Linked DNA regions of Homo sapiens: regions 1, 3 and 4 are each linked to region 2. A link is a loop called in an ENCODE intact Hi-C map of the cell type or tissue named here. Cell type or tissue: PC-3. All regions are shown on one strand. Region 1 overlaps ZBTB25 (zinc finger and BTB domain containing 25). Region 2 has its middle 53 kb from the start of SYNE2. Region 3 overlaps SYNE2 (spectrin repeat containing nuclear envelope protein 2). Region 4 overlaps SYNE2 (spectrin repeat containing nuclear envelope protein 2).

What was found. A loop is a pair of places that touch in the nucleus more often than their neighbours do. Peaks named below come from ENCODE experiments on the same cell type or tissue, not always from the same donor. Only the 100,000 strongest peaks of a DNase experiment are listed, where the experiment ranks them.
Region 1: a loop joins it to region 2, with 3 times the contacts of the local background. A loop is called at or near these places in 3 of 110 quality-filtered maps.
Region 3: it touches region 2 in a loop (6-fold over the local background); 6 of 110 quality-filtered maps call a loop at or near these places.
Region 4: it touches region 2 in a loop (2.7-fold over the local background); 3 of 110 quality-filtered maps call a loop at or near these places.

The regions. Positions count from the first base shown.
Region 1 is chr14:64,477,851-64,480,350 of GRCh38, forward strand. ZBTB25 (zinc finger and BTB domain containing 25) reads right to left here. Exons shown (of 3, transcript NM_006977.5): 3 at 201-2,500. Among named protein-coding and RNA genes, the nearest start is that of AKAP5, 14 kb to the left of the region's middle. In PC-3, a CTCF peak has its summit at 1,030 (motif pointing left); no DNase peak of the experiment used is centred here.
Region 2 is chr14:63,798,267-63,800,766 of GRCh38, forward strand. It overlaps a transcript of SYNE2 not described here. Among named protein-coding and RNA genes, the nearest start is that of SYNE2, 53 kb to the right of the region's middle. In PC-3, a CTCF peak has its summit at 1,506 (motif pointing right); no DNase peak of the experiment used is centred here; H3K4me3 peaks cover 1,101 bases.
Region 3 is chr14:64,009,370-64,011,869 of GRCh38, forward strand. SYNE2 (spectrin repeat containing nuclear envelope protein 2) reads left to right here. Exons shown (of 116, transcript NM_182914.3): 32 at 597-747. Among named protein-coding and RNA genes, the nearest start is that of MIR548H1, 85 kb to the right of the region's middle. In PC-3, a CTCF peak has its summit at 1,233 (motif pointing right); no DNase peak of the experiment used is centred here.
Region 4 is chr14:64,136,886-64,139,385 of GRCh38, forward strand. SYNE2 (spectrin repeat containing nuclear envelope protein 2) reads left to right here. Exons shown (of 116, transcript NM_182914.3): 79 at 902-1,098. Among named protein-coding and RNA genes, the nearest start is that of MIR548H1, 43 kb to the left of the region's middle. In PC-3, CTCF peaks have their summits at 970 and 1,173; a DNase peak (open chromatin) is centred at 986.

The sequences.
Region 1 (2,500 bases), 680 kb after region 2:
ACACGGAACCTCCTGAAACTTGTTAATAACACAGACCAGACAAGGGATGACGACCACAGTGGGTGAGAGCCATCTTCTCCAGCCCCCTGGCACAAGCCTCTCCTGTTTCCAGGACAGTGGGAACACACCATTTGTACAGAGAATCTCTCTTGGAGGACTGTCATTCCTTCAGACGTTTGACATGAAAGGACACCATGGTGTTCCAGTAGCTTAATACTTTATTATTTTGATACAATATCACCAAATTGTTTCAATGAAAAACGTTTCAAACAGCGGAAGAGAATGTATCTGAGGGAGAGTGGGCTCATTTTCCAAGTTGGCTTATCAGCTGTAAAATAAACTTAGGAGAAGCAACTGGTGATTAGGTACAAAGTCCTAGGATGATGAGAATAATATTGTAATCAGAAATGAAGGGGGAGGCAGGCTGTATTCACTTAGTATTGGAAGGTGAGAAGAGCTGAAGGTAAGAAAACTCTTAACTTATTCAGAATGGAATGGGTTGGAAAGTATGAGAGAAGAAAGTCAGTTGTTGAACCACAGTTGGAAAAGAAAGTAAATTTCAGTAGGTAACATACCTCATAGATTGTGGATGTACAAAAAATGAACAAAAGGCAAGAAAGGAGCAAGGGAGCGTATTTACTCAAATGTCCTTCAATCTATGTCTTGACCAGGCAGAACACCAAAAACTGAGTGTGATGCCTGATTAAAAGAGCCCAAATTCCAAGGCCTCACAGTTAATGGCTTGGAAAAATCTTCAGAAATGCTCAATGTAGCACAATAATGTGATATTTTAAAAAGTTATCTGCTGAGATATGTACATGTAAATCAGAAGCATCTTGATTAAAGAGGGATGTCAAGATATTGCAGTACCTTATGAAATTTTAAGAAAATTCTCATTAGTCTTGACTCTATAAAGCATGATCCAAAAGTAGCTAAGCCCTAAATAATATTTACTATTAATAGTAATGCTGAATTCAAGTATAATGAACATTTTTTTAAAGGTACACTGGTGCCACCTTTTGGCCAGATTAAAAATTCACAGAAATTATAACCTACAATCTCAATTTCATGAAGAGACCTCTTTGGGGAGACAATTATTTAGTTCAAACATTATATGAATAGATTCAAAACTGTCTTGCTGATTAATACATCTCTGATTTTTAATAATCACATTTTTTCCTTTTATTTCTAATAATCACATTTTTATCTTTTAAAAGCTGGGATCAAGGATAATACAAATAGAATTTAATTCTGAACACATCTCATACTCCAATACTTGCTCTAAACATGACTAGAATAGAAATCCCCCAAATTGGGTTTCTTTGTATTCTTTTATTCCTGACAGCCATCACAAAACTTACTTTAAGGTCTCAGAAGGGTTGGTCAACCTCAGCTCTAATGACATTTTGAGGTACATATTCTGTATTGCGGGAGGCTGTCCTCTGCACTGAGATGTTTAGCAGCATCCCTGGCCTCCACCTACTAGATGCCAGCAGCAGCCTCCCTCATCGCCCACCCAACTGTGACAACCAAAAACATCTCCACATCGTCAAATGTCTCTATGGGGGGGGATAGCCCTGTGTAATGTTTAATTTTATGTGTCCAAATGACTGGGCCATGGGCTGCCCCAATAGTTAGTCAAACATTATTCTGGGTGTGTCCGTGAGGGTGTTCTGGAGGGAGACAAAATCTGAATCAGTAGACTGCGTAAAGAAGATCACCCTCCCTGATGTGGGTGGCTCTCATTCCATCAGTTGAAGGCCAGAATATAATAAAAAAAGAGACTTTCTCTGGCCTGACTGCTTGAGCTGCAATTATCGGTCTTTTCTTCCCTTTGGACCCAAATGGAAACATCAGCTCTTCTTGAGTTTCAAGCCTGCCAGCTTTTGGACTGGAACTTATGCCATAAGCTCTCCTGGTTCTCAGGTCTTCAAATTCAGATTGGAACATCACTGACTCCCCAGCCTCTCAGCCTCCCAACTGCAGATCTTGGGACTTCTCAGCCTCCATAATTACATGAACCTATTCCTTATAATCAATCAATCTCTTTCTCTCTCTCAGTTCTACCTGTTGTTTCTTTCTTTTTCTGGAGAATCCTGACTAATATACCTCAGTTGAGAACTACTATTGTGGATCATGTTACTGGGGGCAAAAGGCGATACAGTAGACTGTAAATAGAGAAGAAAGAAGCAGCTGGGCGCGGTGGCTCACGCCTGTAATCCCAGCACTTTGGGAGGCTGAGGCAGGTGAATCACAAGGTCAGGAGTTCGAGACCAGCCTGGCCAACATGGTGAAACTCCGTCTCTACTAGAAATACAAAAAATTAGCCGAGTGTAGTGGTGGGAACCTGTAATCTCAGCTACTCGGGAGGCTGAGGCAGGAGAATAGCTTGAACCTGGGATGTGAAGGTTGCAGTGAGCCGAGATCACTCCACTGTACTCCAGCCTGGGCAACAGAGCAAGACTCCATCTCAAAAAAAAAAAAAAAAAAAAAAAAGAAG
Region 2 (2,500 bases):
CTCAAACTCCTAAACTCAAACAATCTTCCCACCCTGTCCTCCCAAAGTGCAAGAATTACAGGTGTGACCCTCTGCATCTAGCTTTCTTGCATACGTCTTATCTAGAAACCTTAACTTGTTTTTTTTTTTTTCTTTTTTTTTTTTGAGACAGTATTTCTCTCCTGTCTCCCAGGCTGGAATGCAGTGGTATGGTCTCGGCTCACTACAACCTCCGCCTCCTAGGCTCAAGCAACCCTCCTGCCTCAGCCTCTCGAGTAGCTAGTACTACAGGCATGTACCACCATACCCAGCTAATTTTTGTATTTTTAGTAGACACGGGGTTTCACCATGTTGGCCAGCCTAGTCTCAAACTCCTGACCTCAAGTGATCCACCTGCCTTGGTCTCCCAAAGTGCTGAGATTACAGGCATGAGCCACCACGCCTGGCCTGAAAACCTTACTTTAATCTCCTTCTCCTATTTTCTGGACTCTACCCTGGGGTCTAAGAGATATTATTTCACTATTATCTCCAAGCATGTTTAAGAGGTATGATTAGAGCAACACCCATCTGTATGGCTACTGTCAAAACAATTCATGAGAGTTCTAATGGAGGGAAAAAAGGTGGGTAGGAACAGGCCTTGTTCGCTTGTCCAAATGGGTTCTGTGGATGCCAGAGATGACCCGATATCCTGCTGAACAACTCTTCATGGGTCCCAGGGTCCTGCTCACACAAGTCACCAAGAACATTTTCTAAATATAGATGCTGGAAACCTTTTCTATCAATGGCACTGACCTGTATTTAGGAAACAAACACTTAAAGGACAAATGTGCTTTGTTTTGTTTTGTTTTTATGAGACAGACTTTCGCTCTGTCATCCAGCCTGGAGTGCAGTGGCGCAATCTCTGCTCACTGCAACCTCCACCTCCCGGGTTCAAGCAATTCTTCTGTCTCAGCCTCCCAAGTAGCTGGGATTACAGGCATGCACCACCATGCCTGGCTAATTTTCGTATTTTTAGTAGAGACGGGGTTTTGCCATGTTGGCCAGGCTGATCTTGAACTCCTGACCTCAAGTGATCTGCCCGCCTAAGTCTCTCAAAGTGCTGGGATTACAGGCATGAGCCACAGCACCCTGCCAATAAATGTTTTAAAACTTTTTTTTTTTTTTTTTTGGCCGGGCGCGGTGGCTCATGCCTATAATCCCAGCACTTTGGGAGGCTGAGGCAAGTGGATCACGAGGTCAGATCGAGACCATCCTGGGCAACACAGTGAAACCCCGTCTCTACTAAAAAAACAAAACAAAACAAAAAAATTTAGCCGGGCGTGGTGGCGGGCGCCTGTAGTCCCAGCTACTCTGGAGGTTGAGGCAGGAGAATGGCGTGAACCTGGGAGGCAGAGCTGGCAGTGAGCCACTGCACTCCAGCCTGGGCGACAGAGAGAGACTCTGTCTCAAAAACAAACAAACAAAAAAGACTTTTTGTTTTTCTAATTGACAAAAACAAAAATGTTTCGTTTATTTGGTAAATTACTCAAGTATTTCTTCCAGTAGATGTCAGTGTCGCACTTGAAAAATGAACTTTCACTTTTATAATATGAAAGTTAAATTCTTTTAGCCCTGGGATGGCATCTTTCTTTCGCTCTAATAGAAGATACTGCCAGATGATCCAGACTGATCTTATCCTCAGATAATTTCCTTCAACGGGACATCAGGAAGGAATTTGTTGTACAGAATTGAAGATTTGGCAAGAAGATCTAGACGCATCCAAAGTCTCCTAGAGAATGACACTTTTAAAATAAGAACTCTAGTTAAAAAACAAACAAACAAAAACTCTTAATTTTCCTGTTAGCCTGTTCATTTGAGGTTCTTTTGGTGAGCCCTTTAACTCTGTGACCTGTGTTATGTTTCCATCCTAGAACAAGCTTTCTTCTGAGGATGAAAGGCAATTAGTCTCTGATTTTCTTACAGAAAGTATAATAATAGGTTTTTTGGTTTTTTTTTTGAGACGGAGTCTCCTTCTGTTGCCCAGGCTGGAGTACAGTGGTGCTCCAGCTCACTGCAACCTCTGCCTCCCACGTTCAAGTGATTCTTCAGCCTCAGCCTCCTGAGTAGCTGGAATTACAGGCATCTGCCACCCAAAGTGGTGGGATCACAGGTGTGAGCCTCCCAAAGAGCTGGGATCTTTTGTATTTTTAGTACAGATGGGGTTTCTCTCTAATTTTGTATTTTAGTAGAGACTAGGTTTCACCATGTCTGCCAGGCTAGTCTCAAAACTCCTGACCTCAACTGATCCGCCTGCCTTGGCCTCTGAAAGTGCTGGGATTATAGGCATGAGCCACCGCACCCAGCCATAATAATACTTCAGTTCAAAAACTAGAATGTTTTGTAGCCATAAAAAAGAAAAAGATCATGTATTTTGTGGGAACATGGATGGAGCTGGAGGCCATTATTCCTAGCAAACTAATGCAGGAACAGAAAACCAAATACCACATTTTCTCACTTGTAAGTGGGAGCTAAATGATGAGAA
Region 3 (2,500 bases), 210 kb after region 2:
TACTAAAAATACAAAAATTAGCCAGGCATGGTGGCACTTGCCTGTAATCCTAGCTACTTGGGAGGCTGAAGCAGGAGAATTGCTTGAATCCAGGAGGCGGACGTTGCAGTGAGCCAGGATCACACCACTGCACTCTAGCTTGGGTGACAGAGCTAGACTCTGTCTCAAAAAAAAAAAAAAAAAAAAAAAAGAGAATAGATATATAAACACCCTGTGACTTGCTGAATTAATATTGAAATAATCTGCCAGAGTTATGTTAAAGGGGCTCTGTTTTCTGAGATGTCTTTTGGTTAATGATGAAATTGAGATGCTGATTCCTTAGGGTGATGAATCTTGTGTTTCTTTCTAGACCTTACATCTGGTAACTTTTTAATGTTCACCTAGTGACAGTACTAATCTAGAGATTATGCCATCTATTTGCCAGATATATTGATGTGCCATCATTCTTAGGTTAAATTGGTAAAAAGTATTAAGAACCACATCAAGAGGAAAAGTCCTTTACACCTTATTCATCATTTATGTGGGATACTTGCAAAGAGAAAGAACGGTTTTGCTATTTTTGGACATTTAGCTATTGTATATTTTTCTATTCTTAGTCTTGAACAATGTGGGAGAGTTTTGGAGCTCTTAAAACAATATCAGAATTTTAAAAGCATCTTGACAACTTTGATTCAAAAAGAAGAGAGTGTCATCTCCCTGCAGGCTTCGTACATGGGAAAGGAGAACCTGAAGAAAAGGATAGCAGAGGTGAGTCCAGGTTCCATTAGAAAAAACTGCCCAGTGACCTCACTGACAGGCCTGGTAGTAAAGAGATATTATAGATTAAGTCTTTTTTGAAACTTCGTTTAAAAGAAGTTACTAGTGACCCTATTTTACCAGGTATCTAAAAATTTGTTGTATTCATCACCAGGGCTGGAAAAAAGAAACAGTCACCAAGTTGATGGTGGGTCACTTCTGTTTGGGTTTTGATGCTGGGGCTGTGTTTCTGCTCACCCCTGCTGCCACCTCTGTGAGGTTGTAACAGCCTTTGCACTGACTTTCTGTTTACAAGGAACCTGACCCTTCATTGCAGGCTTGACAGAAGGAAGACGGTGGGAAAATCCTCTCTGTTGTTAGTAGAGTGAGGAAAAATTAGCTTTTATTTACTGATTTTCTGTGAAGATGTGCAAGCTTATTACCACTTTGCTCCATCTATGTTTATATTCTAAGAAGAGTAATATTTTTGGACACTAGGTGTCATTATTTTCTATGGTTTTATGTGGTTATCAACCAGAGTGGCAGAAGAATGGAATAGTTAGAAAAGAATATACTATACTGCACTATATGACTCTACACCAGAAAGTTTCTTTCTTCCCTCCCCTCCCCTCTCTGTGATTCTCCTGCCTCAGCCTTTCAAGTAGCTGGGAATACAGGTGCGCAACAACACGCCCAGCTAATTTTTGTATTTTTAGTAGAGACAGGGTTTCGCCGTGTTGGCCAGGCTGGTCTCAAACTCCTAACCTGAGGTGATCTGCCTGCCTCTGCTTCCCAAATTGCTGGGTTTATAGGCATGAGTCACCACGCCTGGCCTTTTTCTATTGATTTTACGAGTACTAAGCTAAAGTGCTGTCAGGGTGTTAAAAGTATGTGAAATGTAGTTTGCTTGATATACTTGGAGGTTGGAAAGCAATTTTATTAAACTTTCCAGTTGTCAAGAGCAGCATCAGTGAAAGCTTAAATAGGACAATTTAGTCCTTATCTAGAACTATTAACCCTGAAGCTCAAATGACACCCAGAGTGTCAGGAATGGCCCTTGTCTGGGACCCACTTTCTCAGACTTAGTTTCTTAGAGCTGGCCAGTCGGAAGCAGCCCTGTTTAGATACCAGCTGTACAGTATGTGACTGTGTAGCTGATTTCTTGTCAGACTTAATCAAAGTTGTCAAGACCATGAGCAGATAGTCACAGTTGCTTAGATGTAACCTGTCTGGTTCCCTCTGGTGGAGGCAGCTTTTGGATTTGGCTCATCTTGGGATCTAGAAGGGTCCTGTCCTCTTTCAGTAGATTTAAAGAGCTCTGGTTTCCTAGGTTCTTAGAGAATCCAGCATGTTCAGCCTTACCAGATCCTCTCGGGCTTGTGTCCCAGTTCGCATAGCCACCCTTCTGCCGTGTCCCCGATAGCAGTCTCCTACCTTGTACTCTTGTTTTAGGATCAAAGTCTCTGCCTTATTCAACAGACCTTGAGACCCTTCCTTGTATGCTGCCCAGATATCTAGTCCCTCTTGACTTGCAGCTTTTCTTGTTCATGCAAATCCTCCTCACTTCTGGCACCTTTCCTTAGCCCTGTTTTGATAAGTGTCAGTTATGATGCCCCATGCTGCGTGTGGCCTGTCTGCTGCTCTTCCCACTACCCCATAACTGTATAACCTTATAACTATAAACTATACTTTCTAGATAAGTTACTTATCTGACTAATAAACTTCTTCTTGTCACCTCCAGGGAGCTGACTCCATTCCTGGGTGA
Region 4 (2,500 bases), 340 kb after region 2:
CTGCAATCAGAGGGGTGGTGGGGACTGAGCCAAGGGAAAAGGAGAGGGAGTAGGCTCTCCTAGAGCCAGCAGCTGCTGCTCAGTTACAGCCGCCCTTTGCCACATGAGATGCAGACCAACAATTGCTAGGTCTTCCAGTTTTCCCACAGACACTGGCAATCCTGATTATTAGGTAAGATTTCCTGATTTTTCAAACTGATCTTAAGGTCACACAAAACCTATCTGTGAGCTCAGCATGGCCTAATGACTGCCAGCTTGTTTTTTGTTTGTATGCAATAAGTCTATAAAGTTGATTTGGGTTGGTTGGTTGGTTTGTTTTGTTTTGTTTTGTTTTGACACAGTCTCGCTCTGTCGCTCAGGCTGGAGTGCAGTGGCACAATCTCAGCTCACTGCAGCCTCTACCTCCTGGGTTCCAGCAATTCTCCTGCCTCAGCCTCCTGGCTAGCTGGGATTACAGGTGTGCGCCACCAAGTCCCGCCTCAGCCTCCCAAGTAGCTGGGATTACAGGCATGCGCCACCACACCTAGCTAATTTTTTGTATTTTTAGTAGAGAGGAGGTTTCACCATGTTGGTCAGCCTGGTCTCGAACTGCAGACCTCAGGTGATCTGCCTGCCTCAGCCTCCCAAAGTGCTGGGATTACAGGTATGAGCCACTGCATCCAGCCAGTAAGTCTACAAAGTTGAATCTGTGCTCTAGAAATGCAAGATTGGACACCTATCATGAAAGGTAACCAATAAACCATTAATCATGCATCCAGTCAGACTATATAGTCTTGAATGTTGGGAAAGTGTTACTGTTTTATCAGTGGACACAAATGTCAGTTTTAAATGCAGTATTTGTGAATAGCTTGGCAGACTTTATTTTCTAAATAATTCATTCTATGACTTTACTTTTTATTAGCAAATAAAAAGAAACATTGGTGGAAAACACGCCCGGCTTTACCAAACTCTGAACGAAGGCAAACAGTTGGTGGCGTCTGTGAGCTGTCCTGAATTAGAGGGCCAGATCGCAAAACTGGAAGAGCAGTGGTTGTCCCTGAACAAGAAAATTGACCATGAGCTCCACAGGCTGCAAGCTCTTCTCAAGCATCTGCTCAGGTCAGCCTTTTTGGGGGTGGATTGGCTTCATATTGTGCTGTGAAGAAAGACCTCGGGGATTCTGTAGTCAACTAAATTTTACCTGCAACCCACCTTATGCTGTTTTTTCTTGGGCAGTCTAAAGCAGTTGGGTCCCTCTTCTGGGCTAAACGCGATGTAGAATCTCTGATGGTTTGCTAGACACAGTATAACATGTAATCAGTTTGCTGTGATCGTTTTTTCTTTTCTTTTCTTTTCTTTTCTTTTTTGTTTTTAAGGAGGCAAGGTCTTGCACTGTCACCCAGGCTGGAGTGCATGGAGTGCAGCAGCACTATCATAGCTCACTGCAACCTTGAACTCCTGGACTCAAGCGATCCTCCTGCCTCAGCCTCCCAAGTTGGTGTGACTACAGGCATAGGCCACCGTGCATGGCTAATTTTATAAAATTTTTTGTAGAGATGGGGTCTCACATTGTTGCCCAGGGTGGTCTCAAGCTCCTAGCCTCAAGCAGTCCTCCTGCCTCAGCTTCCCAAAGTGCTGGGATTACAGGTGTAAGCCACTGCACCCAGCTAGTTTACACATTTCTATAGAAGCTAGGAATTATGTTATAAAATAATATATAGGTTACCTTTATACCATGATATTGCTCTTTCCAAAAGTTTTAAAATTAAAAAAATTAAATGATTTTAGCTAACAGAATAGTTTGAAATAGGCTTTTGAGTTCTTTGGAGAATTTGTTGTGCTTAGTTGGTATAATCTTGAACCGTGTGAGGAAGGAGGAGAACATAGAACATTTAAACATCATTCTCATCCCTGCATCTTAATCTAAGGCAGTTTAAAAGTTACAAGAAGGGCAGAATATTGTTTGAATATTTTCACTACCTCGGGCAAATACGTTGGGTGTTCAGCCAGCAGCAGTTTGTTGTTATACAGCTTATACAAATGCTGGTTGTGTGTGTGTGTGTGTGTGTGTGTGTATGTATGGTGTGTGTGTGTGTGTGTGTGTGTGTGTGTGTGTATGTAATTTTATTTATTTTTTGAGACAGGGTCTCACTGTGTCACCCAGGCTGGAGTGCAGTGGCGTGATCGTGGCTCACTGCAGCCTTGACCTCCTGGGCTCAAGTAATCTTCCCACCTCAGCCTCCCAAGTACCTGGAACCACAGCACATGCCACCACGCCCTGCTAATTTTTGTATTTTTTGTAGAAATGGGGTTTTTCCATGTTGCCCAGGCTGGTCTCAAATTCCTGGGCTCAAGCCATCCTCCCACCTTGTTACCCCAAAGTGCTGGGATTACAGAAGTGAGCCACTGTGCCTGACCTATATTTTTAATATAAACAAATTTATAGAAGACATTTGATGGATAAAAATCTCTGTTCCTTCATTGGGTATACTTTTGTGTAGCTGTAATAAGAAATAAAGAA